Regions from separate parts of the Homo sapiens genome. Here region 2 is linked to region 1. Evidence: read pairs that join two places in POLR2A ChIA-PET (ENCODE). Cell type or tissue: endothelial cell of umbilical vein. All regions are shown on one strand.

What was found. Peaks named below come from ENCODE experiments on the same cell type or tissue, not always from the same donor. Only the 100,000 strongest peaks of a DNase experiment are listed, where the experiment ranks them.
Region 2: POLR2A ChIA-PET joins it to region 1 with 12 read pairs; 2 of 35 experiments call an interaction of 5 or more read pairs at or near these places.

What each region holds. Positions count from the first base shown.
Region 1 is chr4:169,415,850-169,418,349 of GRCh38, forward strand. The region is part of intron 31 of NEK1 (NIMA related kinase 1); the gene reads right to left. Among named protein-coding and RNA genes, the nearest start is that of SH3RF1, 150 kb to the left of the region's middle. RefSeq lists an enhancer at 1,282-1,361. In endothelial cell of umbilical vein, no CTCF peak of the experiment used is centred here; DNase peaks (open chromatin) are centred at 1,302 and 1,952.
Region 2 is chr4:169,079,451-169,081,950 of GRCh38, forward strand. No RefSeq gene overlaps it. Among named protein-coding and RNA genes, the nearest start is that of CBR4-DT, 70 kb to the left of the region's middle. RefSeq lists a silencer at 590-649. In endothelial cell of umbilical vein, no CTCF peak of the experiment used is centred here; DNase peaks (open chromatin) are centred at 1,031 and 1,701; H3K27ac peaks cover 1,154 bases.

The DNA.
Region 1 (2,500 bases):
ATTAAAGGAATGCCTTAGTATCATGATCCAGAGCATATTCCCAGAATTCTAGGGCTCTAAACACGTGGCTAAGGAACTGCTTGTGAGGTGGAGGGCGGGGTAGGAGCAAGAGGACAAGGGAGGACTTGGGCCACAAGAACAGCTCCACTTTTATCTCTTTAAGACATTGTATTCCTTTATTCAGAAAAAAGAGAGACTTTTTCTAGAAAACGGGGAAAAGATCCCACAGATTCGAAAACTAAGGACATCTGCTTAAGGACAAGAATGACTGGAATCTTACCTCCTTCACATCTGAGTTACTAAGAACTAGTTGTAATGTCTCAAACACACTGTGCTATCTCATGTTCATGACAGTTAATTTTGCTTTAAATGTTCTCATGTCTTATCCACCATGCGAACTTTTTCAGAAATCTTTCTTTGTTCTAGGACAGACTTAATCATTTCCTCTTTAGTGGTCCCACTATCCCACATTCATCTCTCCATTACAGGAATTATCATAATGCATTACAAGTGTTTTCACTTATTTGTTCCTTCTCAAACCGTGTGGTAGATAAGATTTACAACAGCATCCTCAAGGTAAATACAAAAGTCTTCTAGAGAATTTCTTATACTACTCACCAAAGTAAACTGACAGCATAAAGATATATTAATGTACATCTTATTTAAGACAGATCTTTGGTGTACTGGTTAACAATCCTCACATTAGGTATCACAGATACATAAATGTCTAGATGTTATCAGAGGTACTCAAAGATTAAGATTAAGCACATGTGGCTGGGCATGGTGGCTCACGCCTGTAATTCCAGCACTATTGAGAGGTCAAGGTGGGAGGATTGCTTAAGCCCAGGAGTTCCAGACCAGTCTGGGCAACATAACGAGACCTTGTCTCTACAAAAAATTTAAAAATTAGCCAGATATGGTGAAGCATGCCTGTAGTCCCAGCTATTCAGGAGGCTGAGGCGGGAAGATTGCTTGAGCCCAGGAGGTTGAGGCTGCAGTGAGCCGTGATTGCACCACTGCACTCCATTCTGGGAGACAGAGCAAGACCCTGTCTCTAATATTAAAAAAAGATTAAGTGCATTCATGAATATACTTTAAATAAAATCACAGTAATAAGTGAAGCTGAAAAGCTAACAACTACTATATTAGAGTTTCCTGTATGTGCTATAGTAGCATGTCCTATAACTGTAATTTTCCAACCTGATGGCCAAGATGATGATGTCTGACATTAGTTGGGATGGCAATTACTAGAAATGGAAATGAAGCCAAGGCCCCACTTGAAAGACTATAATGAGTCACAGTTGAAAAGAACAAAGAGAAGCTCATTTCAGGCCAGGGTAACAGCAAGTGCAAACTCTACTGCAGGAAAGGGACTGGTGTATCAAAGGAAAATGTTAGAATGAGCTAGAGAAAAATGTTTTGAGGTCAGACAGAGAGGCAGTCAATGCCATATGAAACCTTGTAGACCATGGTAAAGAGTCTGAATATTAGTTAAGCAGCAGAAAGCCACTGAAGTCTTAAGCATGGCTGTGATTTGACATAATTTATAATACTAAAAAAGACTTCTGGTTTCTATTTGGACAATGGATTTCACACAGGCAGCCACAGAATTAGGAAGAGAAGTTAGGAAACAATTGGTTGATATGACTAGTAGATTGATGAAATAGATGAATAATCTGTAGGAAAGAACTAGAGTAATAAAGTTGAGTATCATCAGCATATAAATTATATTTAAAGCCTTGGGGTCAGATTACTTGGGAAGCAAATGCAAACAGAGAAGGCCCAGGACATAGCCTTAAAATATCACATTTATCTTCTGGAGACTTCCAGCTCTGGCCATGAGAGAGTAATAATGGCCAGACTTAACTTCCACAGGAAACAACTAGAAAACTGGACAAAATACATGACATTGTGTTTAGATATTAAACAATAAGCAGCACAAGACTGTGATCCCTGTGAGAAGGGAAATGAATGAAGTAAACCCTACCACTAAACTGGCTTTCTGCCTGGAGAAAATATCTGGACTTTGGGTGCAGCCTTGCTAGACTGATGAGACAAAGATCAAAGTCCAGGGAGGTAGAACTAGAAAAGAGAGATTCATTAAAATAAAACAAAAAAAACTTCAAAACTTTGCAAGGTAGTTTTCTTGAGTCTTTGATGAGCACAGGCCATGAATATGCAGAATGAAACTTCACAAAGCTAGGCCAAAACAGCTGGGGAGTTGTAAGCTGAACAATGCTCAGAGCTCATGCAGGTAGGAGATGATCAAACTGACCGGGAGGGAGGTGTTTCCTCAAGATCACCTGTGATGTACAGTGGAGGCCCTAGAGGGTCATGCCTTGGAAATAAGTTAACTAGCTCTAGAATGAAGACAACTTTACACTTGTCCTAGCAAAGCTTAAAAACAAAGTTTAAAAGTGTAAAATAGATCCACAAGTAACTTGACTAACTTAAACCCAATACTCTTTACAGGAAGATAGTAATAACAAAAAAATCAGAG
Region 2 (2,500 bases), 340 kb before region 1:
GAGAGGGGTTTTCTCCATGTTGGTCAGCTGGTCTCGATCTCTTGACCTCGTGATCCGCCCACCTCGGCCTCCCAAAGTGCTGGGATTACAGGCTTGAGTCACCGCATCCGGCCAAGGACACATCTTAATTCCCCATGATCAGATATGCACAGACTCCCTTCTTTAAGAATAAGCAAGATCACAACAGACAGAAAATCAGCCAGGATGGTGGCTCACGCCTGTAATCCCAGCACTTAGGGAGGCAGAGGCAGGAGGATCGCTTGAGCCCAGGAAGTCAAGACCAGCCTGGGCAACATAGCACGACCCCATTCTCCACAAAAGGGGGGTAAAAGTCAACAGACACAGGAAAAGATTGAACAGTGCAAAGCTGACCGATCTGAAACGCCAGACTAATTGGCCCCTTTCAAAGACCACTGCAAGAAACTGGAGAAATGCTTAGAAAACGTTCACTTTGTATTCTCCGTGAATAATTACAGAAGAGAGAGAGGGAGACACTGCAGGTGGGCCTCCCTCTGTGGCTTCCTCATGGATGCCTGAGTCACCCACAAGCAGAGGAGCAGGGCTGGGCCCGGGTATCGGAGCTGGCGGCAAGACCACATGGGAGAGCCCCACCCTCCGCGCTGCCTGACACTGCATAGGTGGCGACCCTGTGGCAGCTCTGACCGTCCCTTTCTTTTTCATGGTTGTGTGTGATAACTGATCAACCCAGAACGGAAGGAACAGGTGGGAAATGTACAAGCATGGGTCACGGGGTTGGGGGGCCGGACCTTGAGTCACATCAGATAACGCGCCCGTCCCAGGTCTCCCAGCCCACGGTGAAGCCAGCACTGTGAGGCCAGCTTTAGTCTCCCAGCGTTTACACACAGGAACATGCTTTGCAATTTGAGACACACAAATCTGTGGTCTGGACTTGCTATCTTTGAGGATCAGCAAAGAATTGTCTGGCTCCCGGGATGTTTTTGTGCTGCAAAGCAGAAACACAGTTCTGGGTACTTCTCCATTTTGTCCTGTCAGGAAGGAAACATTTTTAAAAGTCACCCCATGTTCATGATCTTGAGAAATCCCCAGCAGAGTTAATAGACATCACAAGAACTGCAGAATCAACAACAATGTGTGTTTCTTTCCTCTCTGTGGCCATGTGCCCAGAGTGAGAGATGTAATATAAGAAGCAGAGAAAATTAGAGATGGAAAAAATCGCAGAGAGGGAATGACTGGCCAAGATGTGAATCCTAATAGCAAATGGAGATGCTTGTAAGCATTCACAGCAGCAAGCACTTGCCGAAATTGCTACTCATACCAGGAGTGTAAGTTCTCCGCACACAATTATGTGAACAGCACAGTAGGTGAGGTGATATGGGACTATTCTCAGAAATGATCTGCTCTTATTTTGCACAAGAAAAATCAATGTAAGGAAAATATTGTCATATTTATCCATCAAACGTCATGCAATGTTCAATGAGATTTTTATATGATTTTAAAGACATCCTTTTTTATATGTCAATCCCCATATGATCTGCCAGCAGGATTTACACATCACTGCACACATTATAGTGAGAACACAGAAATTTTATTTTAACTCTGATTGGGTCTACAAGATCTTTGCATTCTTTTCCTGAAGAAAAATAGCTTTTTCTTTCTTTTTTTTTTTTTTAACAGAAGAGGGGAAAGGGCCAGGATGGCTGCCAAGAACTTCTTGGTTTGGTTCCAAAGCATTTTGAGCAGAATCTCTCAGAATGTCAAATGTAACGTCCCGTTCAGGGATTCAGTGGGATTGTTGGTGATGTGAGAAGAGATTGGGAAATAGAAAGTTCTTTCTCAGTTCTTCTCTCTGCTATAGTAGAGACTGTTGACTTCTACTTCTGGAAACTCCTCTCTTAGCTTCAGGACTTATTCTGATCCTCTCTTCCTACCCTGTTACCAAAGGAAAAAAAGAAAAAAGCTTCTATGACAGTCCTCTTCATGATGCGGTTAACTCTCTGTGTTTTCAAACCACAGCCATTGGTCACTGGCTTGTCCACCTACATATACCCCTTTTCCTTAAGGCAAAGAGTTCGAGATCACCCAACTGGTATTTTTCTGTCACCCTACTTTAACTCAAGATTCATATTTTCAGCTGCCTATAAGACATTTACATTTTAAACTCCTGTCATCATCTCCAACTCAACATTTCCAAAATAAAACATACTACCTTGACCTGGAAATACACTTCCCATACAACTTCTGGATCCCTCCCCACCAACCCCAGCCTGCCACCACTTTTTTTTTTTTTTTTTTTGACAGAGTCTTGCTCTGTTGCCCAGGCTGGAGTGCAGTGGTGTGATCTCGGCTCACCGCAACCTCCACCTCCTGCGTTCAAGCAATTCTCCTGCCTCAGCCTCCCAAGTGGCTGGGACTACAGGTGCCCGCCACCACGCCCAGCTAATTTTTGTATTTTTAGTAGAGGCGGGGTTTTACCATGTTGGCCAGGCTGGTCTCGAACTCCTGACCTCGTGATCCACCT